Regions from separate parts of the Homo sapiens genome. Here regions 2 and 3 are each linked to region 1. The links are chromatin loops, found by intact Hi-C in ENCODE. Cell type or tissue: heart right ventricle. All regions are shown on one strand. Links, peaks and the distances in the headings refer to the core of each region. The heading gives the core; the rest is flanking DNA. Region 1 holds the start of LOC124903490 (a long non-coding RNA gene). Region 2 has its middle 30 kb from the start of SPPL2A. Region 3 has its middle 49 kb from the start of SPPL2A.

Region 1 (10,837 bases), core at 1,283-9,282:
GGAACATGACTGCACTCTACTAACTAATATCTTACTCTCCTCTAAGGAAGATTTATAGGAAAACTCCCATTGAGAATGCTGAATTAATTTGGTTCACAGATGGTTGTTATTTAAGGGATATTACCAGGCAGGATACACCATCACTTCCATAACAGACATAATCGAAAGTGCCCAACTCCAAGGAGTCAAATCAGCCCAGATGGCTGAATTAATAGCATTAACTAGACACCAACTGAAGGATTCCTTACAACCCCTCCAGAAAGGACCTTTGCAGGTGCTTTTAACCAACTCTTGCTCTGCACGTTAAAGAGAGTCGCTTCTTGGATTCACATTTTACACCTAAAATGAGCACCTGACCACATTCCTGACTGCCCCTGAACTTCCGCAGCAGTCTCTGACACCCACCTGCAAATCAAGAGAACACTGGAGGCTCAGCCAATCTCTAGGGCTACAACAAAGTCAACATACTTCCAGAGATGCTGGACCAGGCTAGTCCTCATGAACCCTAAAATAACCATCATTTTTACTTTCCTTGCTATAGAATATTGCTAAAACACAAATGTTTTAACTGAGACCCCCAAGAAGCTGTTTGGAATCTATGCAATCTTCTTTGGTATAACTTTCTAAATGGATGTGGCTACACATTCCCTTGCTAAAGCCAGGAAAATGTTTTACTTGTTCATTCTCATTCCCACAATCTCCTCTGTCTACCTACCCCACACTCCTCTTTCCAACCTGAAAATTTCTCCCAGTCCCCTGTAAACCTCAGCAGTCTTCCTGCAGGCAGAGCCCACATCATTTGGTATGATATAGACCAGGAGGAAATGAAGACTGTTATATGGAAGAGCACCATTCTAAACATTCCCCAAGGTCCCCACTTTTTAGGTACCCCTATTATAGGGCTGCAACCAAATATGACGCCCTGCAGGAATACTTTTTCTAACAATGCCTCAGGATGATCACTGAGGGGGTCTAACCAGGTAGAACGTTGCATAACAATAGATATTGGGGATGATCACTTGAGACAACTGCCTTGTTACAATGTCTCCTGTGTAAACTGCCATAGCATGGCCTGCCCAAATAACTACCAGCCCTGTGCTTGTGGCTGGATGCTCCTATCCAGTACCAACCACACTGACACTGCCCTTAAATAACTATTTATGGAAGTCAATTGGTGGACAGAAGTCCCTGACAGCACAAATTCCACCCTAAAACCAGGGCGCCACTGGGAAGCCTTATGGAATACCCAGACAAGAGCATACTTAGGTGTAACCTCCACTAACCTAACAATTGTTTGGGATACCCAGCAGTTCTGCATTGACTCCATTTATCCAAATTGTACAAATGGCATCAGTATACAATGGCAACAGCATTCTTGATGGATACACGAAAATTGGCCACCCAAAAAACTAAAGCATGACCTCACTGGAGGAGTCAGAGCTGGGCAAGGCATACTGGGGCAAGCTGAGTTCATGGCTAATGAAGAGAGACATTCTTTAGAAAAAAAAATCCCTATCAAAAATAGGCCACATAGAAGGAATGCTATTCCAGGAAGAGGGAAAAGGATGGGAAGCTGCTTTAAAAGATAATGCAGCACTCATCAAATGGATAGAAGAAACCAGACAAACCATGAAAACATACTCCCAAATCCAAAGATGGGAACAAGCATCTACTCTTACCTGTAGGGGCTCATGTCTATTTTATTACAAATGGAATCAGAGGTGGATATGAAGCATGGTCTACAGTCCTCAGTACTGAGGCACAATCCAAACACCTGTGGAAAATATGTGGTCCTCCAAACTTATGGAGATTTTTGGACGTTAAGTGTGATCTTAAACATTGTATTCTCAGAGAACAGGCACCGAAGTTAAATGAGGCTCAAAGGTACTACCCCTGGGAAATAGGTGGGCTATTTTAGCTGATAATAACACATGGTATTCCATCTCCCTTTCAGATTATGAAAAGAGAAAAGGAGAATGGCTATGGCCTCAAACCACTTGGAACCCTGATTTTCCTAAACTTGGCCTCTAATATCCACCCCCATGGAACATAGCATCTGGTATATAAGGAAGGGCCATTTCTGTTGGGAGGGACAACAAAATGACACTGTAGAATTACATGACTTCTCCTGTAACAAAACCTCCTTTCTCTCCCAAATACCAGTATATGGTGCAATACAAAGGTGGTGGGAAAAATAGATTTGTCCACTGTTAATAAGTCCTATAACAATTTAGACATTGAGGGCCAGGCATTCCTTGCATTTGATTTATACCCTCCTCAGGATGTTATACCCATGGAGATAAATTGGCCGGAAGAGAGACTAAATTTATTAGATTCTGATTTAGTGTCAGTCCTACAATCCTCAAATAAGATTTATCATAAGGTTCAAATGACCCTTGATAAGGAGGGTAAACACATTGTGAGTCTGATCAAAGAATATGATGATGCATGCAGTGGTTTTTTTTGCTGGTTAGGTTGTTTACTGCCCTCCGACTCTACCTGTAACCTTCTTGGATGCCTAATCTTTGCTATCTTGGGTATTTTGGTATTCGTCTCGGTATTTATCTTGGTATTTGTCACTGTATTAGCATTATATATCTCTTGTAAATGTTATGCCAGTTACAGCAAAATGAACAAGGCACAATTAAAGACCCAGATCATGATAGCTCACAAAATAGATATGATCTGGGATTTTTTTATACTAAACCCTAGGTCTGACTCCATCTCACCCCTTAAACTACTGGTTATTACACCAGGTCAGACCATTTCCTCCCGCCATGATCCAAATTGCAAATACTTAAAATTATTATCACCCAACCAGACTACTCTAGGAATGAGCGTTCCTAGCACTGTGGGACCTGTTGCTGTTTGTTGGCCTGCATATGCATTTTGTGGAATGCTTTTTGGCCAAGAAGGGGGATGGAGGACTAAGCTCTGTTTTTCATTTTGCCCAAATTCCTACCTAAGGGGTCCAGGGAGTCATGCCCTACAAACCATAAATTCTCATCAGATGGGTTTTATCTGACCCTGTATATCACGACTTACTTTTCAATCTGACTCTGGCATAATATTATGAGACAAGGAAAAAATACTTAATCCCAAAATATATTTCCTTGCCATACCTTGAAATTGCCCTGCAAAGTGTCTTGTGGAAAAAATCCACATTCTATAGAGAATCCCCTTTCCCTTTTGTTTTCCTTCCTTCCTTTGCAGATCCAGGAGATAATCAGCTAAGAGCCAGGCACCCTTTTAGGTCCAATAAGAAACATTTTACAACCTGCTTTCTCTCTGAACTCTGCTATCTGAGAGATTCCTCTGCATAATAAAACTTAGTCTCCACAATCCTTTATCTTAACCTGAACATTCCTTTCCACTGATCCTAGGTCTTCAGATAAACTCAATCGTCAACCAGAAAATGTTTAAATTTACCTATAGCCTGGAAACCCCCGCTTTGAGTTATCCCACCTTTCTGAACCAAACCAATGTATTTCTTAAATGTATCTGGGTTGTTTGTTTGTTTGTTTGTTTGAGATGAAGTCTCACACTGTCACCCAGGCTGGAGTGCAGTGGCACGATCTTGGCTCACTGCAACCTCCACCTCCTGGATTCAAGTGATTCTCCTTCCTCAGCCTCCCAAGTAGCTGGGATTTCAGGTGCGCACCACCATGCCCAGCTAATTTTTGTATTTTAGTAGAGATGGGGTTTTACCATGTTGGTCAGGCTGGTCTCAAACTCTTGACCTCAAGTGATCTGCCCACCTCAGCCTCCCAAAGTGCTGGGATTACAGGCGTGAACCACCGTGCCCAGCTTTTAAATGTATTTGATTGATGTCTCATGCCTCCCTAAAATATATAAAACCTAGCTGTACCCCAACCACCTTGGGCACATGTTCCCAGGACCTCCTGAGGGCTGCGTCACAGGCCATGGTCACTTATATTTGGCTCAGAATAAATTTCTTCAAGTATTTTACAGAGTTTAACTCTTTTCATCGACAAAACGTCAACAAATCTCACTCAGCATCTTCTTCTCTTACTATGAATATTCATGGCCTTTAGTAAAGTTGTGTTCAATTATTTCTTTTTATCTTTTAAAAATAATTAAATTTATTTAGACCTCCTTCTAAATCCTTAAGTGTTATTGGCATTTCTGCTACAAAGGTATTCTCACCAATTCCTACCAATTTTCTCTCATTCTTTGAAATTACACATTTGAAAATTGAACCTAGGTTATATTTTTTAGGTTGATTTATCACTTTTGAAACATGTTACTTTATTTTATTATCATTGCTTCTCTTGGTTTTGGGCCCTACTAACTTTAGGTGGGATTAGCACACTTTACTATTCATCCTTCTATTGTCTTCATGGAAGTTCTGTGACACTGCAGTTTTGTTCATTCTTTAGCATTTTAAATGCCTGGATGGGATAAAAACAGACAGAAAAGCAAAATGTAAATAAAGAAATAGCTATTTTGGCAACCGCAGAGAACAATTTCAACTACATGTTAGCATTGTATATAGATAAAATGAAATAATGAATGTGAAGGCACTTTGAAAGATACAAAAGTATGCCATGCAAATGTAAATGAACATAATATTTGGCTTGACTTCAAGTGGAAATCAAGAACTGCGAAAATAATGCCTTGTTATGATTTACCAAATGCCTGGGGTTAAATATCTGGGGCGAGAGCATGGAGACACATAACTAACATCATTTCTTAAACTACTTGAATACTCTTTACATTATTTACTTATTGGTGTTCTGGCTACTGTTGTGACTCTTAACACATCTTAGTAACTGAGCAATGGAAGAATGCATTTTTACAGTAACCCAGAGATTACAGTGAATATCAGGGACATAAATCAGCACAAAGTCTTAAAAGTGATTGGTTTGACAAGACGGAGCCAGTGTAATGTGGCTTTTCTATTAGCTTGGCTATAAAGTTGGCTATTAACTTAGCACTTAATTGGATCCTCCTGCAGGGAAACCATAAGAGCATTCAGTCCTGCAGGCTAAAAGAACATGGTGTACCTGTTGAATAGTGTTTAAGGTACTTTAAAAGTCTAGTTATAATTGAGTAACGACTAAACACAACTCTATTATATCAGACTTTTAGAGGTAGTAGGTATAGTGTCTACCTACACAAAATTGTGTCTGAACATCTGAGTCTGAATCCATTTACAAACTGTGTGCCTTTGATCATATATTTTAGCCTTTATGAGGCTGTTTCTTCATCTGTATACTAAAAGTATCTGTCCTTCTTACTTCCAAGAATTATAGGAATGAAGTCAGATCATACACAGGAAAGAGCTTTAGAGACATAAACACCACACAAACATTAATTATAATTACCAAATGTAACTATCATATTTTACAAATGAGGAAACCAAGGCCCAGAAAAGCTGAATGATTTGGTTAAGGAGCTATTGTGGCTGAGTTAGATCTAGAATACAAATTTTCAAGGCCTCTTTTCTTTTCAGTATATCAATCAGTACTGGTTTTTGACATTTTATATATACTAAGGTCTCCATCCATGACTCATTTACATACAATTTATTACCCAGCCATAAAAAGTAATTAAAATTTAACTTTAAGTTTGTTGGAAGCTAGATTTAATTACTATGTATGTTTAGACGCATTACTGAACTTCCAATTGTAGCTGGGCTAGTCCCTGAAGGAAAAAGGTTTTTGTTTTTATTTTGCATGTCAGTGCTTGGTTAAAATGTCTGTTTTTATAAGAGAGTCACATGAGATACTCTAAACCCTAAATCTAATTACTGGGAAGAATCTAAAAAACAAATCCAAACCTTGTATGAAAGCCAAACCTTCATTGTACTTTCCAGTCTTCCGAAAATCACATTTTTCGTCTTCATCCTAGCATATATTTTAAGCCTTTAATTTTGCTATTCACATAAAAAGGACGAGTTGTAGCCTCAAAGATATTTTATTCTAATATGATTTTCATCCTAATAAATTTATCAATCATGTGTGAAAATAGCATTATACCTAAAGATACTTTTGTTTTAAATAAAGCTATTTTGAGTTTTTTCTTACAATTTGTGATGGATTAGGACTAAATAATGTCCAAAGTTTGCCTCTAACTCTAAGCTCCTATGAACTAAAATTCAGAATTATAGGAGGAAACTAGATCAATATTTATTTTTCCAGCTACAGTTGCATGGAGATTTGAGACTAGTTTCATTTTCACGGAAAAAAAATACACAAGGACATGTTCATCCTTGAGGCCTTATTAAGGAATGTTTTTCGAAGCTTTGTGAGGCAAGGCGCAGTGGCTCACGCCTGTAATCCCAGCACTTTGGGAGGCCGAGGCGGGTGGATCACCTGAGGTCAGGAGTTCAAGACCAGCCTGGGCAACATGGAGAAACCCTGTCTCTACTAAAAATACAAAAATTAGCTGGGAGTGGTGGCGTGCGCCTGTAATCCCAGCTACTTGGGAAGCTGAGGCAGGAAAATCGCTTGAACTCAGGAGGCAGAGGTTGCAGTGAGCCAAGATCGTGCCACTATCTAGCCTGGGTAAAAGAGCAGGACTCTGCTCAAAAAAAAAACAAAAAACAAAACAAAAAAAAAAAAAACAAAGCTTTGTGAGTGTGTGGTAGTTTAATTTTACAGTGTTCCACTATGGAGAACACATGGATTTTGTATCTGAAGATTTGGCTCATGTACTAGCTGATCTTAAGTCTCTCTAACTCTCAATTTTCTAATGTTTTAAATGGGGTTTTTTCAACCAGATGCCCAAACTTAATCTATAAGATTTATTTTTTAAAGGAAGGGGGAGGGCAGGGTATTGAAATAATCTAGAAAAGCTATTATTTTAAAGCTAGAATTTTTCAGTCTAGAGAAAGGTAAAAACTTGACTATTCATTGCATTCACCCTTTGTTCTGGAAAAAATACCCAACTGGGCCCTTTACAAAAAGTAAAACTTGTAGCTAATCTGGATCATGAAGAGCACTTTGAGAAAACATAACTGCAGATATTTCCAGCAGAGAAGCTAACTAGATATTCTGGTTAGTAAAGCAATTATTGTGAGTTTCTGAGCTTGTACTTCATCTCCGCCTGCTTTGTTGCTTTTGAATTTGAGGCAGTGTCTCTTTTCTTTCCATATGAATCTAAATGGATTGGGCAGCCTTCTTGCTTGTGCATGGGAAAATATGTATTCTTGCCTGAGAAGGTACTGTCCAGAAATCTGAAGCTGAGGCCCAGGAGATGGCAGGGTGTTCCTTACTTGACACAGAATGCCACATCACCAGCCCATACCTGAGCTGTGCTGTTTGCCTTATTTCTCCAAGAATATATGAGCTTCAGCCCCTTCCTCCATTTTCCAGAAGTGCCAAAACAAAAAGGTCAACAAAGCTAACAGCTGAAGCATCTCTATGCTAGCAATTTTCCCACGAAGTGGTTGAGATGAGATCTTGAACTATTTTAACGCAAACAAAATTCTTGTGTCCAAACTTCTAAATCACTTTAAACATTCTATTCAAAGTTTTTCAACCCAATGGTTTTTCTTTATTCTGACTAATTTTGTGAAAGGAGGGAATGGATATTTTATCATAAGAGAGTGACTAGGCATTCAAGAAGTGCTTGTGGAATGAGGAGGAATTATTGAGTCCTTCCAGAAGTGAGCGAAGGGAGAGGTGACACTGTGTAGCACAGATCTACTGACAAGAGCTCCTCAACAGGGTTTGATGATTCTGATAGTCATCTCCATTTGGGTTATGTTTAAGGGATGTTCTCCTGGAATCTGCCTGACACCTGTTTTTTTTTTCTTGTCTTAGTTCAGGCTACTATACCAGAATATCATAGACTGGATGGCTTAAACAGCAAACATTTATTTCTTGCAGTTCTGGAGGCTAGGAAGTCTAAGATCAAAGTGCTGGAAGATATGATGTCTGGTGAGGGCCTGCTTCCTGGTTCATAGATGGTCATCTTCTCACTGTGTCCTTACTTGGCATAAAGAGGGCTAGAGAATTCTCTGAAGTCTCTTTTATAAGGGCACTAATCCCATTCCTGAAGGCTTCACCCTCATGACCTAATCACCTCCAAAGGTCTCACTTCTTAATACCATCATATTGGGGTTTAGGATTTCACCATATGAATTTGCAAGGCACACAGACATTCAGTCCATACATTTCTAGTCCCTTTCTCCTGAGGTCAGTATGTATTAAAGGAGCAGAATCTTACTCCTTTCCCCTTGGAAGGTATGCTTCAGTGGAAAGGCGAAGATCGCAGTATTTTAGACATCTCCAGATATTGTGTCCATAAGAGGGAAGGCTGTCGGCATGGGCAATTTAAATTAATTTGTCTTTTCTTTTTATGGACTTGCTATGTCTACAAAAAGCAAACTTATCAAGTTAAATTAAATATATGCCTTCATTTAACAAATATGTATTGAGGGCCTATCTTAGACACTATTCCAGGCGCTCAGATACAGTAATGAATAAGACAAAGTCTCTGCCTTCCCAGAGTTTGTGTTCCAGCGGGGATAGGGAGACAATAACAAATAGGTAGATACACAGTAAGCCAGGTGGTAAATGCAACAAGAGAAAAATACAGCAAGTTAAGGAGGATACGGAGTGTCATTATATTTGTGGGAAGGGGTGTAACATATTGATTTCTGTTTCAGATATCCATTGCCACACAACAAAACACCCTAAATCCTATTGGTTAAAAAATATTAGCTTGGTGTGGTGGCATGCACCTATAGTCTCAGCTAGTCAGAAGGCTGAGGCAGGAAGATTGCTTGAGCCCAGGACTTTGAGTTTACAGTGAGCTATGACTGTGCCACTGCACTCCAGCCTGCGTGACAGAGTGAGACCCTGTCTCTAAAATTAAAAAAAAAAAAAAAAAAACTTTAAGAAAAAAATGTATGATCTTGTAGGTTCCCTGGGGTCTTTAAACAGTTGCGGTCATATGGCAAATCGGGCCAGGGTTATCTGAATAATTGAATGGGCCGGACATTCCAAACGGCTTTTTCATTCACATGGCTGGCCCCTCAGCTGGGAAGGCTGGAACAACTGGGGTCTGGCCAGGCATCACTCTGTCTGCACATGACCTTTCTATGTGGCTATCTTGGGCTTTCTCACAACATGGTGGGATTGAGTAGTCAGGCTTCTCCCATGCCGGTGGCTTCTCCTGAAGCAAATATTCCAAAAACTCCAGGTGAAAACTGCAAGGCTTCTTATGATGTAGCCTTGGAAGTCAGGCAAGCATCACCTCCACTACATTCTATTGGTCAAAACAAGTCACAGGGCTCACTAGATTCAAGGAGAGAGGACTCTATGAGGCTGAGAATATTGGAAGATGTGGCTCATTAAGGGGCCATTTTTGGACACTAGCTACCACAGTTATTAAAGGGATGGCCTCACTGATAAAGTGACATTTGAGCGGAGATAGAAGGGAAGCCAGGGAGAAGCCATGTGGGTATCTAGAAGAGATCTCCTAGCAGGGTGAACAGCAAACACAATGTCCTGAGGCAGAAGTAGTCGTAATATGTTTCTGAAAACAAGGAGACCAGTGTGGACAGAGTGAGATTAGTGGAGAGAAGGAGAAGTCATTCAGATAGGGAAGGAGGGGTTAGATGATATATAGCCTTATAAGCTTTTTAAGGACTTGAAATTTTATTTGGAGTGATACGAGAAGCCAATCCGTGATATTGAGCAGAAGGATGATACGACCTGACTTCTATCTTTGTTTTTTAGGCTAGTCATGTGAAGCCGTGGGAGTGGGGAAGGCTGACTTCTGTCTTAAAGGCTTACTCTGGATCATAATGTTGAGTGAAGGCTGTCAGGAGACAAAGAGGTAGGAAACAAGTTATTGCCATCATCCAGGCCAACAGACAATGAAGCTTGGAGCAGGGTAGTAACAGCAATAGAAAATATATTCTAATATATTTTAAAGTTAGAGTCCTCAAGATTTTCTGATGTTCTATGACAGAAAGAGAATTAAAGATGGCACCAAGGTTTTTTTGCCAGGGCAATTAGAATAATGGAGTTGCCATTTATTAAGCTGGGGAAGACCACATGAGCTACATTTAGCGGGGAGTTGGTCTTCAGGAATTTGGTTTTGTATGTGTTAAGTTTCAGATGCCTATTAGATGTCCAAGTCGAAATGAAAATAAATACAAAGTTTATCAGGTCATGTTCATGCTCTGATTTTATATAATTGCATGTATTAATAAAAATTGTTGCACTTAACATAAGAAAATAAAATATTTGGGTAGCACACAGCATTCTAAGAAACCTGGAAACCCATACTGATGGTCTCCAGTGAACTCTAAGCTCTCATTTTGACATAAATGAATAGGCAGTAGTGTCGTGAAAAGAACATAGGCTTTGAACTCAGGCAGACTTGGGTCCGGATGCAGACTCTACCCTTTATTAGCAGTGAGGCTTCTGCATATTACATAATCTAAGCCTCAGTTTTCTCATTTATAAAATGAGAATAATGACACCTTGGAATACAGTTGTTAGAATTAGGTGAGTGAATGCATGTAAGGCACCTGGCACACAACAGATACTTGGTAAATGGTAGCCATTATGAATGTGCCCACTGTTTTTTTTCCTAAGTTCTTGCATGGCCTCTTCTTCTGGCAGACATCAGGGGAGGTGGCAGAAAGCAGGGCAAGACTCAGTGGGGGACAGTCCTACTGAGGTGCTGAACTGTGTGGTCCCACCTTACCCCTGGACATGCACCTGCAAACTTTGGGCAGGTCTCTGGGTGACGGCTCGATAGAATAACAGCAGTGATAAGCAACAGCAGTCTGTACAGCTAGCATCCTCCCAGACTGTCCCAGTGAGACATGTGAACTGTAGTTCAGCAGAAG
Region 2 (10,837 bases), core at 1,163-9,162, 70 kb after region 1:
CTTTGGGGCTCTAGACTTTCTCTATTTATGACTTTCCAATCCTTCATGGTGCAGTTCTGTTTACTGGTTGTGCCCACATTTAATGTAGTACCTGCCTCTCTCCCATCCTAGATGCAAACCTAAATTAGAAATCCCACTTACAAATAGCTCATCGCCAGGTGTCTGCACAGTAGACATGCCCTTTGATCTGTGGGCCAGAAAGTGATACTCCTACTGTCACTCTTTAGGACAGTTTATTCAGAGGAAAGTTATAGAAAGAGTGAGTCCATCTAAAAGGCATCTTCTTTCTTGACATTCTAAAGGCTGAGGAGTACTGTTTTAGAGACTTCTGGCTGGGTGCGGTGGGTGGCTCATGCCTGTAATCCCAGCACTTTGGGAGGCCAAGGTGGGCGGATCACCTGGGGTCCAGAGTTCGAGACCAGCCTGACCAACATGGAGAAACCCCGTCTCTACTAAAAATACAAAACTTGCCGGGCATGGTGGCTCATGCCTGTAATCTCAGCTACTCAGGAGGCTGAGGCAGGAGAATCACTTGAACCCGGGAGGCAGAGGTTGCGGTGAGCTGAGATCACACCACTGCACTCCAGCCTGGGCAACAAGAGTGAAACTCCATCTAAAAAAAAAAAAAAGGGAGAGAATTCTATAAGTCCCTATGAACCTCTTTGTGTTTCTCAGCTCCCTGCCATCTGCAGAGAATGCATTCATTCTCTGAAGACTAAAAACCATATGATCTCCATCCTGTTGTTGAACTGTGATCACAATTGCAGCTAGGATTTTATTAGTCTGAGTTTGACCACCTTCTGAGTTTAACTAGCTTAGTAGTTTCACTACAGTGCAATTCTACTAGTAGTACCAAGCTAAGTAAGCTGTATTCTCAGTACTCATCATCCTGCCTGGCGTGTAATATTATTCAGTGAAATAAGTAGTCTCTCCCTCCAGAGACAGCTTATGTCAAGAACTGTAAGGGATCTGAGATTGTACCCTACTTACAAGTTAACATGTTAGCCTGTCATAGTTTCATGGATGTTGATAGAAGACATGAGACTCCTGGATCAAAGATAAAAATAGTTTATTACCCACAGCAATAGCAGTATCTACAGTGTCTGAATTTTTTGAGCCAGCTCCCCGAGTCCCACTCCCCACAAGATAATGTAAATAGGGCCAGTTAACACCTGTACAAGGAACTCTGAGCTTCGGGAATCTGAATCTTTTTTTTTCCCCAGAGTTTTTATGGTTTTATTTAACACAACTAAAACTTACACATGAGGTGTGAGAAAGAACAAAATTTCAACAAATTGAGTTTCAAAGATCTTTTTTGTTTTGTTTTGCTTTTGTTTTTCATTTTTTGTTTTTTGAGACAGATTCTCACTCTGTCGCCCAGGCTGGAGTGTAGTGGTGATCTTTGCTCACTGCAACCTCTGCCTCCCAGGTTCAAGCCATTCTCCTGCCTCAGCCTCTGGAGTAGCTGGGATCACAGGCACCTGCTACCTTGCCTGGCTGATTTTTGTATTTTTAGTAGAGTTGGGGTTTCACCATGTTGGTCAAGCTGGTCTCAAACTCCTAACCTCAGGTGATCTGCTCAACTTGGCCTCCCAAAGTGCAGGGATTACAGGTTTGCGCCACCATCCCTGGCCAAGTTTCAAAGATCTGATTGGCTTTTATTGGCAATTCATAAACCAGGCAGCATCCAGTCTACAAAATAGAAAGGAGCTCTGATGAGCTAAAGAGAGTGGGTGAGTTTAACAGACAAAAAAAAGTGGAGAAAAACAGAAACAAGAAACAAATAGCAGATTTGTCATTTCGAGGTTATCTTCCTTATAGGGACATAGGCAAAATCTTGTTGGCTTAATGGGATTTGGCTATAATTTGTCTTCTGATTTCTCAGAAGATCATATCTTACAGGTATACAACTTAGGTTTCAGTTTGCTGAACTTCAGCATGAATGACTCTATTTGAGGCCTGCTGTCTTAACAGCTTTTGACAGCTGTCTATTAATTTTCTTTGCTGTGCAACTTGGCCTTGGGATTGGTGACTCATGGCCAGCCGGGCTTCTCTTTCCTCTATGACTTTTCAGTTCTTAGACATTGTGAGCGATCCCAACACAGTAAGATTTATTGCACTGCAGCAGCACTTACAGCTCCTTGACACTGTAGACCAGAAACCCAGAAGCCACCGAGCAGCATGTGCTTTGTCTTCTTCTTGTTCCCATAATCAATGTTGGGAATCAAGATCTGGCATTTGAACTTTCTCCACACTCTGTTGTCAATGCCTCTGGGTTAGAGTCAACCTGCAAACAGTCCTTGTTTTCTGGGTACCCTGTCAATCTATCCTTTCCTGCCCCTGTGGATTTTTAGGTTTCAATGAGAAATAACCAGAGTAAAAAAACACACACACAGACACAAACTATAAATCTATTTTCGTTGCAAATGAACAAAACAATTCAAATATTCAGAAACTCGCTGGATATCATATTGGAAATATGTATTTCTAACCAAAGGTTACATTTGATCATGTTTAGTCTGAATGTTCACCATGAATTCATTAGTTGTGTGGCTGGGTCATTTGGAATTATACAACTCAATCTTTCAAGTAAAAAAATCCTATTCACCACTACTGAATTGAACTTCACATTGTAAATATTTGGCCTAATGGGATAATTATGTTATTAAAAAGAAAATAAAATTGTTTCATCTTTAAGCAATTGGCACAGTGTATTCTTGGTACATTTTTTTTTTTTTCTCTACTTGGTGGCAGTATAAACTGGAAGTACAGGTTAAGCCACCTTTCTGACACTTGGAAAGTTGAAGACAGGAGGCAGAAAGGCCTGTCACAGCTGATTTCATGTTATGACTTGTTAATAGGCCCAGCCAAACTACCCTTGCAGTAGTTCAGGGAATTAAAAAAGGCATCCCCAGGGCTATGCAGCAAGAATATTTCTTGCACGACAGGATTGGAAAAATAAAGAGGGTTTCTTTGAAAATTGTGCTTGATGGCCCAGATTGAAATATATGCCAAAGGATAAAAAATTCTTGGCCGGGCATGATGGCTCACGCCTGTAATCCCAGCACTTTGAGAAGCTAAGGCAGGTGGATCACCTGAGGTCAGGAGTTTGAGACCAGCCTGACCAACATGGAGAAACCGCATCTCTACTAAAAATAGAAAATTAGCCGGGCATGGTGGTGCATGCCTGTAATCCCAGCTACTTGGGAGGCTGAGGCAGGAGAATCGCTTGAACCTGGGAGGCGGAGGTTGTGGTGAGCCGAGATCGTGCCATTGCACTCCAGCCTGCGCAACAAGAGCGAAACTCCATCTCAAAAAAAGGAAAAAATAAAGTATTTTTTAGTAGAGACAGGGTTTCTCTGTGGCGGCCAGGCTGGTTGCTGGTCTTGAACTCCTGAGCTCAGGTGATCCACCCATCTCAGCCTCCTAAAGTGCTGGGATTACAGGCATGAGGCACCACACCCGGCCAAAAAATTCTTTTCATTCAAAGTCTTATCAATTATCTTATTGTTTGCACTCATCTTTTCTATAAGTAAACCTGGAAAAAGCTATGAACTCTGAAATCCATCAGCCTGGGTTCAAATCCCAACTCAATGTCTTGGCCAGATGATTATTATTATTATTATTTTTTCCTGAGACGGAGTCTTGCTCTCTCACCCAGGCTGGAGTGGGGTGGCATGATCTCGGCTCACTGCAAAGTCTGCCTCCCGGGTTCAAGCAATTCTTCTGCCTCAGCCTCCCAAGTACCTGGGACTACAGGCCCACAACGATGCCCAGCTAATTGTTGTATTTTTAGTAGAGATGGGGTTTCGCCATGTTGGCCAGGCTGGTCTTGAACTCCTGACCTCATGATCCACCTGCCTTGGCCTCCCAAAGTGCTGTGATTACAGGCATAAGCGACCATATGTGGCTTAACTTTCAAAGATTCATTTTCCTTACCTGTAAAACAGGAATATAATGGCACCTAAAGGATTTTTTATATGGATTAAATGAGAATATAGAGCTCTAAGCACAGTGACTGATCAATGGTAAGCAGCAAAGAACTGTTTTGTTGTCTCGTAATTGTTAAAATAAAATTAAAAAGCAAACTTTTATACAAGTTTGTAATGAAGACCACACTAAAAACTCCTGAAGACTTAATCACAAGATGAGTAAGAGAAGATTTTAATGGCAAATAATCCATTTATTAATCCTTCTATCCTCTTCCTAATCTCTTCACCCTTCTGACACTAAAAGTTATACACATAGTCTTGGAATATGGAATGTTTCATCAAAATATACTACGTTGCCATATTATTAAGGAATTATAATCCTGTTACTGCTTGTATTTTTTCCAACTGGTTACATGAAAAAGATAGCCTATTAAGAGATTTATAAACATGAAAATTTAAAAATGATTTTTCTTTTCATTTTAAAACTGATTTATCACACAGTCATATAAGAAAAACTTTCAGTGAAATTACATAAAATGTGGTAGCTCACACCTGTAATCCCAGCACTTTGGGAGGCCAAGGCAGGTGGATCACCTGAGGTCAGGAGTTTGAGACCAGCCTGGCCAACATGGTAAAAGCCTGCCTCTACTAAAAATGCAAAAATTAGCTAGGTGTGGTAGCAGACGCTGTAATTCTAGCTACTTGGGAGGCTGAGGCAGGAGAATCGGTTGAAACCAGAAGGTGGAGGTTGCAGTGAGCCGAGATCACACCACTGCACTCCAGCCTGGGCAACAAGAGCGAAACTCCATCTCACAAAAAAAAAAAAAAAAAGAGGAAAAAAGGCCAGGTATTGTGGCTCATGCTTGTAATCCCAGCACTTTGGGAGGCCAACGCAGGAGGATTGCTTGAGGCCAGGAGTTTGAGACCAACCTGGGCAACATAGGGAGACTCTGTCTCTACAAAAAAGCAAAACAAAAGGTAAAAATACAAAAGTGTTTTTCCCACACTCACAATACTTAACACAATACTTCTGACACCAGGTCTGTGTGGGGAAAAAACCCCACAAGTAATTCTGCAGTAGACACTAGCCAGGTGTCCTCCAATTCAATTAAATCCTGACACTATTTACCTAGAAATAGTGTCAGATCGCACGGATTCAAGGCTAAGTCACACAAGGATGCCCCCTACTTCAGATGCCAGTGACGAACAGTAAGTTGTCACCTGTATTTCTGACTGACCAGCTATAAATCAGGGATTCCCATGAATCTCTCATTGGCTTTGATTAATTCGCTAGAACAGCTCACAGAACTCAGAGAAACAAGTTAGTTACATTTACCCATTTATTACAAAGTATACAGATGAACAGCCAGACGGAAGAAATGCATAGCTCATAGCATATGGGATGGGTGCAGAGCTTCCATGCCCCCTCAGGGAGCAGCACCCTCCAAGAACCTCTGTTTTCTTTTTTTTTTGAGACAGAGTCTTTCTCTGTCGCCCAGGCTGGAGTGCAGTGGCACCACCTCAGCTCACTGCAACCTCCGCCTCCCAGGTTCAAGCAGTTCCCTGCCTCAGCCTCCTGAGTAGCTAGGATTACAGGCACCCACCACCATGCCCGGCTAATTTTTGTATTTTTAGTAGAGATGGGGTTTCACCATATTGTCCAGGCTGGACTTGAACTCCGGACCTCGTGATCCACCCGCCTCAGCTTCCCAAAGTGCTAGGATTACAGGCATGAGCCACCGCGCCCGGCCCCATGTTTTCAACTATCTGGAAGTTCTCTGAACCCAGTCCTTTTGGGTTTTTATAGGAGGCTTCATTATGTAGGCATGATTGATTACACCATTGGCCATTGGCGATCAACTCAACCCTCTCCCCTCTATGGCAGTTTTGGAAGCGCCAATCATGGCTCAGTCTTTCCAGTGATCAGCCCCAATCCTGAAGCTATCTAGAGGCCCCCAGCCATCAGTCATATCATTAGCATACAAAAGACACTCTTACCACTCAGGAGATTCAAGGGTTTTAAGGGCTGTATGCCAAGAAACAGGGAAGAAGATCAAATACATACAGTCGTTCATTGCTATCTTTGGGGGATTGGTTCCAGGCCCTCCCTCAGATACCAAAATCCCTGGATGCTCAAGTCCCTTTTATAAAATGACATAGTATTTGCATATAACCTAGGCATATCCTCTTGTATACTTTAAATCATCTCCAGATTACTTATAATACCTAATACAATTAAATGATTTGTAAATTGTTGTTATATTGTATTGTTTAGGGAATAATGACAAGGAAAATGTCTATACATGTTCAATACAGATGTAACTATCCTTTTTTTCCCAAATATTTTCAATGTGTGGTTAGTTCAATCCACTATGAAATATGGCATACAATATGGTACCTCTGGCTCAGAGCTCTAAGATGGAGTCAGGAGGCCATTCTACAAAGGACCTACAACCTGGATTTTTGAAAACCCAGGAACTTGCCTTTACCTTTGAACTGGGCCAAACTGCAATCACCACAACATCCTGGAAAACAGCTGAATTTCACCACTACTGCAACTCCTGATCAGCAACAACCAATGAATTATAGACTCACGTACTAAGCCAGCTGCCTTCACCAATGATAATTCTTTCAAAACAACTTCCATAATCACCCTTAACTTCCTTATAAATCTCCTCTCTCCTCCCTCTTATTGGAGCACAATTTGGCTTCCAGCCAAATGTATGTCTCCTGAATTACAACTCCTAAGACCCCAGTAAAGGCCTTGTCTTACTGCTTTGCAGTCTGGTCTTATGCCTCTTTTTCTTCATTGACATGCAGAACAGATACAGAGAACCAAATGTACATATTTTATTGTAAATCACAATATTATAATTTGTTAAACAGGTTCATCTTTATGGGCCCAGTACAGTCAGTCCTCAATGAACTTTTTATTGACTGAATAAAGTAGTGAATAAATCAATGAATTATTACATGATTATAGCTTGCTTCTCCCCATAAGTAAATTGACTTTTTGGCCAGGCGTGGTGGCTCACGCCTGTAATCCCAGCACATTGGGAAGCTGAGGTGGGAGGATCACTTGAGCCCAGGAGTTTGAGACCAGCCTGGGCAATATAGGGAGACCCTGTCTCTTAAAAAAATATACATTTTAAAAATAAAAAGTAGGCCGGGCACAGTGGCTCACGCCTGTAATCCCAGCACTTTGGGAGGCTGAAGCAGGCAGATCACTTGAGGTCAGGAGTTCGAGACCACCTGGCCAACATGGTGAAACCCCGTCTCTACTAAGACTACAAAAATTAGCCGGGCATGGTGGCACGTGCCTATAAACCCAGCTACTCAGGAGGCTGAGGCAGGAGAATCACTTGAACCCAGGAGGCAGAGGTTGCAGTGAGCTGAGATCGTGCCACTGCACTCCAGCCTGGGGGACAGAGCGAGACTCTGTCTCAAAAATAAAATAAAATAAAATAAAATAAAATGTAAATTAACTTTTTAAAAGGGAAACCATTTTAACATAGTGCTATCCACCCGTTTCATTCCTACTGTTGCTATCTCTCCTTTCTTTTCCTGTCATGGAAGAATGGCTATCTCTTCTATCTAAATTTGTGTTCTCTTCCTTAACATACTTTTGCAAAATATTTACCAGTTGTCTTGCAACTAGTATGGGCCTTGTGACTAAGTCTCACCAATGGAAAGTAAGCAAAATGATGTATCTGTCTCTGGGCCTATCCCATAAAACACTGAACTTGAGATTCTCCCTCACTCTTCATTTCTTCAACCAGATGCAGAAAAACGAGCGGAGGATTCCAAGGCCCAAGAAGACACTGCAGCTACCAGATAAAAGATACTTGGCTTTTGGGTCCATGAATGACTGTGTGGAGTAAGCCTCCATCCACTTCACCCCCAACCAGTTTATTTATATATTGGACCATGACACGAATAGAAAATAGTTATTGTTTAACCATTGAGATTTTGTATGAACAAATGAAATTAACAATTACATTTGACTGGGCACTGTGGCCCATATCTGTAGTCCCAGCACTTTGAGAGGCCGAGGCAGATGGATCACATGAGGTCAGGTGTTCAAGACCAGCCTGGCCAACATGGTAAAACCCTGTCTTTACTAAAAATACCAAAAAATTAGCTGGGCATGGTGGCACACACCTGTAATCCCAGCTACTCAGGAGGCTGAGGCAGGAGAATCGCTTGAACCCCGGAGGCGAAAGTTGCAGTGAGCTGAGAGATTGCACTACTTCACTCCAGCCTGGGTGAAAGAGCCAGGCTCCAGCTAAAAAAAAAACAAAAACAAAACAAAAAAGCCCCAGTTACATTCAGAGCATTATATTCCCCCATTCCTTGATCCATCCAGGGCTGGAATAAAAAGCACTTAAACAGCTTGGTATACGCCAGTCATCACCCGCAATGTATAAGGGTTTGGAAGGAAGGAGCAGGTCCTTTCATTAGCGTTGACCACTTGACTCCTGTGTTGTCTAACGCTTCCTCCCTGCTTTATCTAACCTGAAATTTGGTCAGTGCCTTTCATGGAAGAGCTGAGTTGTAGCTTTTTTTTTTTTCTCAGACGGAGTCTCAGAGTCTCGCTCTGTCGCCCAGGCTGGAGTGCAGTGGCGCTATCTCGGCTCACTGCGACCCTCTGCCTCCAGGGTTCAAGTGATTCTTCTGCCTCAGGCTCCCCAGTAGCTAGGATTACAGGCACGCACCACCATACCCAGCTAATTTTTGTTTTTTTGATAGACACGGGGTTTCACCATGTTGGCCAGGCTGGCCTTGAACTCCTGATGTCAAGAGATCTGCCTGCCTCGGCCTCCCAAAGTGCTGGGATTACAGGCATGAGCCACTGTGCCTGTCCAGGAGTTGCAGCTTTTTATGCTCATGAGGTAGCCTGTTCTGGTAACGGGCACTGCTTCCTGAGCCTGAGTTCCATTTTTGCTTGCACAACTTAGTCTTGATTTGGGGGATTTTAGCTTCATACACCAGGAGCTCCTAGGAGTAAGACCTTGCTTTGCTTTCCTTTTGCTGAGTCCTATTCCAGAAGCACATTCTATACTAATGAACCATGGTAAACATCCTAAAGCCAGCTTTCTGTACATTTGGAGTCCTGAGTTTTGTCTGTCCTCTTCATACCCTGCCTCCCACTCTTGCTGGGGAATCTTACTGTGCCCTGGTGCCCTAGTTGGCAGACCAATCATTTGTTTCAACTATGCCCATTTCCCTTGAAGTCTACTGAGGCCCCTTTGCTGTGCTGAATTGCCAGAGCATTTACTTTCAGCTGGGCCCACGCCTATCTTTTACTACCTGGTGTGGGTGGGTCTGGAGCAAGGTATCCTCCTGACCTTCCTCTCCAGCCTAGAGTGACCTCTGCGGTGCCCTACAGATGAGTTCTGAGATAGTACACTTCAGAGGTTATAGAGGTATTTTGTCTTCCCATTGGCATTTCGTATTTTAATGAATTTGTTTTAATTATGATAAATGTGTTTGAATCGTAGAGCATCATAAATAAGTTAATTGTTTTAGGGCCTTATATCTTTATGAGATATGGATATACTGCATTTGGTACATGTTTGACATGCGCATATTATTTTATTGTGTTAAATCCAGCCTACCCACACCTAAACTTAAAGTTTTGATGACTCGACATCGTTTTACAAAGGTTCCAGCCAGTTGCCCTATTGTAAAGTCATTGTGTAAGCAAGCTTTAAAGTGTTTTCCTTCCTTAATCTTACTTTTGTCCTACAGTTCTTCCAAGTATGTCTTCCTTTCATTAGTTGGCTTGTAACTTTACTACCTAGCTAAATAGGCCTAGTTGTTTCTCAACAATGACTTCTATTATTGAGCTTATGAAAGTAAGAAAATAAAATCAAACCTGCTGCTTGTAGATACAAGTTGTCAATTAGCAATTCACAGGAAAGCAGCTGCTTTAAGTAGTCTGTCCTACACTCCAGGCAGCAACAATGATAATAAAAGCCCTCACCCCACAGATGTCCTGGAAACACCCAGTTTCCATGCTGGAAGGGCAAATCTATTTGCACACGAACGTCACCACCTACACTAAGGGTGCCTGCAGAGTCCAGTAAAGATAGCTAACACTGAGTGGCTGTTTTTGTTTTTGTTTTGTTTTGTTTTTGAGAGAGTCTTGCTCTGTGGCCCAGGCTGGAGTACAGTGGCGCGATCTCAGCTCACTGCAACATCTGCCTCCCAGGTTCAAGCAATTCTCCTGCCTCAGCCTCCTGAGTAGCTGGGATTACAGGTGGCTGCCACCACGCCTGGCTAATTTTTGTATTTTTAGTAGAGACAGGATTTCATTATGTTGGCCAGGCTAGTCTCGAACTCCTGACCTCAAGTGATCCACCCGCCTCAAGATTACAGGCATGCACTGCACTCAGCTAACACTGAGTGTTTAATATGCACCAAGCATTATGCTGCACTTTTTATTTATTTATTTAATCACTGCAGCATTTTTAGAAGGCCAATACTATGATGATTGAAACTGCCTTTGCAAAATTCTGACTGAGACATTGAAAGATCTAACTTAACCAACTCCATCTTCTAACCTCCAAGCTGTCCTTGTTCATTACTGGGCATAGGCTGAACTAACTTTGGGAGAAACTTAGTTTATAGTTGAAAACAAAAATGTTTAAAACAAAGACAACAACATCCCTTTCCCAAAGCAGACCTCCTTGCCTGGGGACTAGATTGCCTTTGTAGGACTAACATTAGCCACAAGATTAGAAATTATGGTTTAGAAGTCATGCAGCTGGAGGCTACAAGATTCTGACCCTCCCTAAACTGCTCCTAAGATCAGTGCTTGAGATATTTTGCTGACCTTGTACTTGATGTATCAGTTGGCACCACGCAGATTGATAAACTGCCTCATCTGATCTTGTGGCCCC
Region 3 (9,418 bases), core at 1-8,000, 50 kb after region 1:
TGCTGAGAGATTTACTCATGCATGTTTTTATCAGAAAAAAAAATGTCTAGAAAAGAGTTGCCCATGTTACACATGAACAATATAAAATGAAGCTTTATGAAAAACATAAGCATTAACAAGATAAAAGAAACAGCAACTATGCAAATAAACTAAGCAAAGAAAGCAGCAGTAAGGAAAGGAGGATGGCACACCAAATACTATCTAAACATAACACAGAGAATAGAAAAATGTAAGAGCTGTTTGTTTTATCATGTTTGTGATAAAATAACTTATTACAAAATGATAAAATAACATAATAAAAGGTGTAAAAGAGAGATTGCATGGCCGGGCATGGTGGCTCATGCCTGTAATCCCAGCACTTTGGGAGGCCGAGGCGGGCAGATCACCTGAGGTCGGGAGTTTGTGACCAGCCTGACCAACATGGAGAAACCCCATCTCTACTGAAAACACAAAATTAGCCGGGCGTGGTGGCGCATGCCTGTAATCCCAGCTACTAGGGAGGCTGAGGCAGGAGAATCACTTGAACCTGGGAGGCAGAGGTTGCGGTGAACCGAGATCGCACCATTGCACTCCAGCCTGGGCAACAAGAGCAAAACTCCATCTCAAAAAAAATTAAAAATAAAAATAAGTAAAATAAGAGATTGCAGAATCTAGGAAACAAAACTATATTAATTAGGAGCCAGAAACCATACTACTTACTTTAACAGAAAGAGTTCAAGAACTGCTAACTAGGTAATCAAGAACTGACAAGGGAAAAATAAAACACTAAGATTATAGATAGATATACAGATTATAGACAGATTATAAAAAGGAGCTTCTATCCCTGGGGCTTGAGGAATAAAGGGAAAAGGCTAGAATAATTAAAACTTAGAAGCTTGGAGGAGAAGCCCAAAAAAACTGAGTACCAGATCTCTGAAAAGAACGCGCTGCTTAGCTGGTGCTATGGTCTTTTTGCTCAGAGAAGGGCCTCCATGGAATTACGACCAAAATCTCTAAGGAAGTGGTGCTGACCAGCTGATATTAGGTATTTGAGGGGGTGTGATGAGGTTAGTTCTGCAAGTATTAAGCAAACTGTGACTGTAACCTGGACTGTATAGCTGCTCTGCTGCTACTGGATCAAACTTACTCAGCCAGAGTTAAAAATGAGGCTGGGGTACTGCTATACAGAGGAGGAATCCAACAGGAAAGAAGGAAGTCCATCCTCCCTCCTCCAGCCTTTCACTCTCTCTCTCTGATATTCCCTATTGGAAACACCTCAGAGAGCAACTGGCAAAGCAGAAATGTGGTTTGCATAGTCCCAGCTCCAGCATCATAAAACAACATTAGGAAAGGGTGGATGTGGCACTGAGAGATTATATTTAATAACTGGCCAAAGGACCAAAACAATGCTATTACAGAATTAATGAACAAATCTGGAACAGCAAAAATCAAAACAAAAAAAGCAACACAAAAAAACAGATCTAAGGACAAGAGAGAAAGAAAGGAAAGAAGGAAGGAAGATCACTGCTACCGGTGATCCAACTCACACAGCTTTTGTTAAGGCACACTTGATTCTAACACTAAATTGTTTGAACTTCTTTTCACTGTTTTCTTTGACAGTGGCCTCTCCTGTCATGCTGGTGGACACAATAGCTAGCAGAATAGCCATAGTTATGACCTGGCCCTGAATAGCCAAAATAGGCCATATTGGACATCAGAAACTTAGAATCAACCTCTGTTATCAATGGAGATACAGAAAAAAGTAAAACATGTGGTCTCTGAAAATAAACTATGTAGTGCTTAGCAAATGTAACATTCTGCATTGTCAGTGATTAATTTTATTGATACCTTGGAATATATTGCAAAAATTGTTCTGGCCAGGCGTGGTGGCTCACACCTGTAGTCCCAGCACTTTGGAGGCCGAGGCGGGTGGATCACCTGAGGTCAACAGTTCAAGACCAGCCTGGCCAACATGGCAAAACCCCATCTCTACTAAAAATACAAAATTAGCTGGGCATGGTGGCAGATGCCTGTAATCCCAGCTACTCAGGAGGCTGAGGCAGGAGAGCCGCTTGAACTCGGGAGGCGGAGGTTGCAGTGAGCTGAGATTGCACCATTGCACTCCAGCCTGGGAGACAGAGCAAGACCCTGTCTAAAAAAAAAAAAAAAAGTTATTCTGTGTTTTTTGCCATTATTCTAATATAAAACTATTCTCTTTTTTTTCCTACAATGTGATTTGTACCATTTATTACTATCTAAATGACATCTCCTTCTTATTCTGTGTAACATGTGTGTATCTTCCCAAACAATCAATAAGCAGGCAAGGGTTTCTTTTAGGAGTGTGTGTGTGTGTGTGTGTGTGTGTGTGTGTGTGAGTATTTTTAAGACTTGGGAGTTTTTGACATCATTCCTTGTGTTCAGGCTCAAAACTGAACTTCATTGGAGTATATAAACCATTAGAGTTAAGGGAAAACTTTATTGTTTCATCCTAAAAACTTTTCCTAGTACGGAATCTATTGAGTGTTGGGATCTGCTTTCTCAACAGTTCAGAAGAATACCAAAACAGAAATCATAATTTTCATATTTGATTGTTCTTTTACCAGTGAAATCTAAGTAATTCTTGGAATTCATACAGATCCTATAGGCATCGCCCTTGAAAGAAACAGATGTAAATCAATTTTATTAATTTTTTTCACCTTAAAGTTATTCTATGGCAAAGCTGTTTTAAACTGGGTATCTTGACAGCAGAATATTTGCACCAAAAAGTCATCACACTCAAACATGCAGTCGCATATTAGCAAGTGAAAATTTGAAGCGAAAAGGAAAGCTAGTAAGAGAAGAAAATGGGAGTTAGAGAAGAAAAGAGGAAGAAATACATAAATAGTTTAAACAACTTCTCCCACCAGTATTACCAGATAAGGACACCAATTCTGCTGTGAACTGCTTTACTACCTAGCTGCAGAGCTCCTTGAAGCATAGGCAGGCAGCCAAGTGAGCCTGCCCTATCTGCCCCCAAGCCTTGGAGGGTAGAGTTACAACCCAGATTACCTAAGCACCACCAACCTTACAGCCTCAGGGTAAAGAGAACACAAACACACCTAAAACCACTGCCCACTCCTTTCTTCTGGCAAGCTTTCTCTTCCTTGTCCTTTCCTGTTCCTCTGTTCTTTCTAGAAAGAACTTCTGGAAACGTCTCTGGCCCTTAGAGTTATGGGTGTTGGCAAGCATAAGTATGCAGCATTTTATAGGTCCTTCTCTCTAAATTCGCAAGTGGGCAGGGTCATGCTACTGGGACTGTCTCTCAAAGTTGTACCATCGACAAAGGATAGACACTGGCATAATAGTGAACTGTTGATTTTTGTTTTGTTTTTTTGTTTGTTTGTTTTTGAGACGGAGTCTCACTCTTGCCCTGGCTGGAGTGCAATGGCATGATCCCGGCTCACTGCAAGCTCCGCCTCCCAGGTTCGAGCGATTCTCCTGTCTCAGCCTCCCAAGTAGCTGGGATTACAGGTGTGCGCAACCACACCTGGCTAATTTTTGTGTTTTTAGTAGAGATGGTGTTTCACCATGTTGGCCAGGCTGGTCTCAAACTCCTGACCTCAAGTGATCCACCAGCCTCGGCCTCTCAAAGTGCTGGGATTACAGGCGTGAGCCCACTGTGCTTGGCTGTGAACTGTTGATTTTTCTGACAGCTCCCAGACCACCTGAGGGTGTATTTGATCACTCATGGTCTGAGAGTCACCATTTCAGAACTACTCTCTTATCTTTATTCCTTTATTAGAGGAATTTACTTTCATGTTCTAGTCTAGTTTGAGAGCTCCTTAAAGGCCAGACTATGAGAAAGCTACTTCCAGAGAACTCATAATCTTTTATATTATATACCAAATCCATGAGCTACTCAGTGGACATTTGTTAGTTATTGGACAAAATCCAAAAAATAAAAATAAAAATAATTTTAGTATTCTGAATGATGTATTTTTAAAGTTTTAACAAGAAACAGAAAGTGTTTAAAATGTGGACACAGGAAAACCATATGGTGGTTACTAAAAAAATTAAACATAGAATTACCATATAACCTAGTAATTCCACTTCTGAGTATTTACCCAAAAGAACTGTTGGCAAGTTTGGCAAAATGGTTATTGACTAAAAAATTAAAAAAGAATTAAAAGCAGGGACACAAACAGATATTTGCACATCAATGTTTATAGCAGCATTATTAACAATAGCCAAAAGGTGGAAGCAAACCAAGTCACCATTAACAGATGAATGGATAAATAATGTGATATATACATACAATGGAATATTATTAAGCTTTAAAAAGACATGAAATTCTAACATATGCAACAATATGGATGAATCTTGAAGACATTTTGTTAAGTGAAATAAGCCAGACATAAAAGGACAAATAGTATATGATTCCACTCATGTGAGGTACCTAAAGTAGTCAAATTCATAGACAAAAAGTACAGCTGGGCACTGTGGCTTCACCTGTAATCCCAACACTTTGGGAGGTGGAGGGGGTAGGATCTCTGGAGCCCAGAAGTTTGAGACCAGCCTGGACAACATAGCAAGATCCTTCACTAAAAAAATAAAATAAGAAAATAGCCAGGTGTGATGGCACACACCTATAGTCCCAGCTACTCAGGAGGCTGAGGCAGGAGGATCCCTTGAGCCCATGATCTTGAGGCTGCAGTGAGCTATGATTCCCACCACTGCACTCCAGCCCCAGCCTGAGCAACAGAGAGGGACCCTGTCTCTGAAAATAAAAAAAATAAAAAAGCAGAATGGTATTTGCCAGAGGCTGGGGGGTAGGGAGAATGGGGAGTTATCATTTAATGAGTATGAAGTTTCAGTTTTGGAAGATGAAAATTTTCTGGAGATGGATGGTGGTAATTGTTATATGACAATGTTAATGTACTTAATATCACTGAATTATACACTTAGAATAGTTAAAATAGTAAACTTTTATGCTATATATATTTTACCACAATTTCTTTTAAAAAAGAAATAAACCTTTAAAGAATATTGGCCAGTAGAAAGTATTTTATCTAATATTATTTTACCTCTTCATTTGTATCTTTGAACTATGAATAATGCATTTCCTTGTGTTCAGTGGTTCTCAATGGGTGGTCCAGGGACCGCCCCCCATCTCAACTCCCAGAAGTCTCCAATACCTTTTCAGGAAGCCTTTAAAGTAAAACTAATTTCATTATAACATAATACTATAATATAATCCTATGTTATTTCCCTTTTTTTAAACCTCAATTCTCTCAAAAGAACATTAGTTTTGCTGAGGTCATGTGACATGTGATATCATAAAAGACAGAATGCGAATACAGCTAAGAGAATTCAGCTGTCTTTTATTAAGCCAAGTATGAAAGAGATTTGCAAAAATGTGAAACAATGCCACTCTTCTCATGAGATGTTTTTGTTTGGGGAAATGTAGTTATTTTTCATAAAACATGTTATTTATATTAACATGTAATGAGATATTATTATTGTTTTAAATGAATTAATACATAGTTTTTAAATTTCTGGATTTAAATTTTTTAACTTTTCTCTCTTTATAGGATTTAGAAGTTCCAAAGAGCAGGCTGGGTAACATATTTAGAGCACTGCCTTATACAATTTTCTGGATTCTTTAATACAATAGCATAGGGAAAATGTGGTTTATGTAGCCAAGCATTGCTTAGATGGGTATAAAAAGAATATTGACTTAAAATTTGCTGGCTCACATTATCGTGTTGATAAGGTACTACAGCAAAAGTACCTCATCAACACAAGGCTGATTTGAGGCTCTTTCAACATGATTGAGTTAAAAGATTCCAAAAGAAAAGAAATGAACAATGTAATTTGCTATTACTGCTCCTACTGTTGTTACCTCAGGTAAGTAGACAGACATGAACAGGGCAGGAGAGGGCTCCCCGCACCATACCCCCAACCAGGAATGTCAGGCAACCATCAGGTAATGGTCAGGCGGTTAACTGTCTATCTAAAATCATTGGTTGCAGCCCGCGCCAGGGAAAGGCAGTCTCCCTCCAGATAGGAAAAACCTGAAACTGGTGATCAGTAGCTTCTCAAGAGTTGGTGGAGTGGGCTCAGACATGCGCACTAATAAGCGAAATGGCAGAGTTTAACTGGTATATGACCTCCTAGGGACATGTGGCTCCTAAGGGAAGAACAGCTCAAGTGAGCGTGCGTACAATTCCAGTAAACACGCTGCACATGCTCACCTCCCAAGTGCTAGCAGGCCACTGCGCATGCAGACAGCCAACCCCAAGGGAAGAAGGGGAGAAAGTGTGTCTGGAATTGGTGGGTTCTTGGTCTCACTGACTTCAAGAATGAAGCCACGGACCCTTGCTGTGAGTGTTAACAGTTCTTAAAAGCGGCGTATCCGGAGTTTGTTTCTTCCTCCCAGTGGGTTCGTGGTCTCGCTGGCTCAGGAGTGAAGCTGTGGACCTTGGCGGTGAGTGTTACAGCTCATAAAAGCAGTGTGGACCCAAACAGTGAGCAGCAGCAAGGTTTACTGCAAAGAGCGAAAGAACAAAGCTTCCACAGTGTCTAACGGGACCCCAGCGGGTTGCCACTGCTGTCTCGGGCAGCCTGATTTTATTCTCTTACCTGGCCCACCCACATCCTGCTGATTGGTCCATTTTACAGAAAGCCGAGTGGTCTGTTTTGACAGGGTGCTGATTGGTGCGTTTACAATCCCTGAGCTAGACACAAAGGTTCTCCACTTCCCCACTAGATTAGCTAGATACAGAGTGTTGAAACAAAGGTTCTCCAAGTCCCCACCAAAGTAGCTAGATACAGAGTGTGGATTGGTGCATTCAGAAACCCTGAGCTAGACACAGGGTGCTGATTGGTGTGTTTACAAACCTTGAGCTAGATACAGAGTGCCGATTCGTGTATTTACAATCCCTTAGCTAGGCATAAAGGTTCTCCAAGTCCCCACCAGTCAGGAGCCCAGCTGGCTTCACCCACTGGATCCCGCATCGGGGCCACAGGTGGAGCTACCTGACAGTCCCACGCCGTGCACCTGCACTCCTCAGCCCTTGGGTGGTTGATGGGACTGGGTGCCGTGGAGCAGGGGGCGGCACTCGTCAGGGAGGCTCGGGCGGCACAGGAGCCCACGGAGGGTGGGGGAGGCTCAGGCATGGCAGGCTGCAGGTCCTGAGCCTGGCCCCGCGGGGAGGCAGCTAAGGCCCAGCGAGAAATCGAGTGCAGCGCTGGTGGGCCAGCACTGCTGGGGGACCCAGCACACCCTCTGCAGCCGCTGGCCCGGGTGCTAAGCCCCTCATTGCCCAGGGACTGCAGGGCCGGCCGGTCGCTCCGAGTGCAGGGCCTGCTGAGCCCACACCCACCCGGAACTCGTGCTGGCCCGCAAACACCGCGTGCAGCCCTGGTTCCCACCCGCGCCTCTCCCTCCACACCTCCCCGCAAGCTGAGGGAGCCAGCTCCGGCCTCGGCCAGCCCAGGAAGGGGCTCCCACAGTGCAGCGGCGGGCTCCTCAAGTGCCGCCAAAGTGGGAGCCCAGGCAGAGGAGGCGCCGAGAGCGAGCGAGGGCTGTGAGGGCTGCCAGCACACTGTCACCTCTCAAAAGGACGCAAGACCCCAGAAGTATGCCAACATATAAAGCCCCAAGTCAAAAGGTCAAACTGCGCACTTGTCTTTCAAGTTGCCCGCTTGGCCCTCTTCCAAGTGTACTTTACTTTCTTTTCATTCCTGCTCTAAAGCTTTTTTTTTTTTTTTTTTTCCCTGACTCTTGTTGCCTAGGCTGGAGAGCAATGGCACACTCTCAGCTCACTGCAAACTTGACCCCCCGGGTTCAAGTGATTCTCCTGCCTTAGCCTCCTGAGTAGCTGGGATTACAGGCACCGTCTACCACACCTGGCTAATTTTGTATTTTTAGTAGAGACAGGGTTTCACCATGTTGCCCAGGCTAGTCTCAAACTCCTGACCTCAGGTGATCTGCTCGCCTTGGCCTCCCAAAGTGCTGGGATTACAGGTGTGAGCCACTGCATCCGGCCTCTAAAGCTTTATAATAAACTTTTTCACTCCTGCTCTAAAACTTGCTTCAGTCTCTTCTGTCTTATGCCCCTCAGTCGAATTCTTTTTCTGAGGTGGTAGGAATTAAAGTTGCTGCAGACCCATAGAGATTCGCCACTGGTAACATATTTTGGTGCTGTGTGAGTCAAATAACTTCCACTGCTAACACTATTATACTTTTTTAAAAAACTTCCACTTTAGGTTGGTGGTACATGTGAGGTTTTGTTACACAGGTAAACACATGTCATGGGGTTTGTTGTACATATTATTTCCTCACCCAGGATCAAGCCCAGTACCCAATAGTTATCTTGTCTGCTCTTCTCCCTCTTCCCATCCACCCTTCTCAAGAAGACCCCACTGTGTTGTTTCCTTCTTTGTATTCATAAATTCTTATCATTTAGCTCCCACTTGTAAGTGAGAACATGCGGTAGTTGGTTGTCTGTTCCTGCGTTAGTTTGCTAAGGATAATAGCCTCCAGTTCCATCCATGTTCCTGCAAAAGACATGATCTCGTTCTTTTTTATGGCTGTATCCATTTAAATTTCTAATATGGTAAATAATGATAGTTACAGCCCACATAAGGAAAAGCTCTTTAAGGTCCTCTGTGTGTATAGGGGTTCTGAAACCAAAAAGTTTAAAAACTCCTGGTTCAGTTTATAGGGTGATCAGACTAAGCCTATTAAGATGCTAGCAAACTGACATTTTTATCTTAGAATTCTATCCATTACCTCAAGTTAATCAAGGATTAGCCAACCTCTTCTAAATTCAGACAACCCAAAATTGTCTGTGAATGTAAACAGTTGTTGTTGAATGCGAGTTAAGTGATACTTGCTGATAAATAATTCTGAGTCTGCAAACTTCTGGGCCAGACTTCATTGCTACTGGATCAAAATTCATGCCTGCACATAGAGGATGGTAATTAAATATCCTAACACAAATTATGGGTTTGGAAGAAATGTACTCTTTAATTGGGTACCTTATCTATTCTGTGGTCACTTAAGTATAACCCACTAACTATAGAGTTCTTATTCTACTTAAACATGCAATTTAAAATCCATTATCCAGCAGTATAATTCGAAAAGGCTGTAGAAAGTCTAGTTATGCAATAGTAACATCAGAAATATAGTCATAGTTTAAGATAGGTCATGCATTAGTCTCAAGATAGTCTTCTTATTAGTTGCCAGAACAATGTTTTGCTATCTAACAGCTCCCTCAGAAAAAAATGGTACTGGTAAATGCTGACTGGAATGAAATATCTTAATTTTTTTTTCCTTTGCAGGAAATCAGGTCTTTATTAGATCACCTAGTGGCCCAGTGGTTAAAAGCATAAACTTGGGAGATAGACAAACCTGCATTTCAATCTCTGCTGGAATACTCAGCCACTGTGTGAC

The links. A loop is a pair of places that touch in the nucleus more often than their neighbours do. Peaks named below come from ENCODE experiments on the same cell type or tissue, not always from the same donor. Only the 100,000 strongest peaks of a DNase experiment are listed, where the experiment ranks them.
Region 2: it touches region 1 in a loop (2.0-fold over the local background); 8 of 110 quality-filtered maps call a loop at or near these places.
Region 3: a loop joins it to region 1, with 2.4 times the contacts of the local background. A loop is called at or near these places in 8 of 110 quality-filtered maps.

What each region holds. Positions count from the first base shown.
Region 1 is chr15:50,859,831-50,870,667 of GRCh38, reverse strand. It overlaps LOC124903490 (a long non-coding RNA gene), which reads left to right and starts at 6,546. Exons shown (of 2, transcript XR_007064630.1): 1 at 6,546-9,813. In heart right ventricle, for the core only: no CTCF peak of the experiment used is centred there; no DNase peak of the experiment used is centred there.
Region 2 is chr15:50,790,109-50,800,945 of GRCh38, reverse strand. It overlaps the pseudogene RPL32P30. Among named protein-coding and RNA genes, the nearest start is that of SPPL2A, 30 kb to the right of the region's middle. In heart right ventricle, for the core only: no CTCF peak of the experiment used is centred there; no DNase peak of the experiment used is centred there.
Region 3 is chr15:50,809,954-50,819,371 of GRCh38, reverse strand. No RefSeq gene overlaps it. Among named protein-coding and RNA genes, the nearest start is that of SPPL2A, 49 kb to the right of the region's middle. RefSeq lists an enhancer at 6,879-7,398 and a silencer at 7,406-7,700. In heart right ventricle, for the core only: no CTCF peak of the experiment used is centred there; no DNase peak of the experiment used is centred there.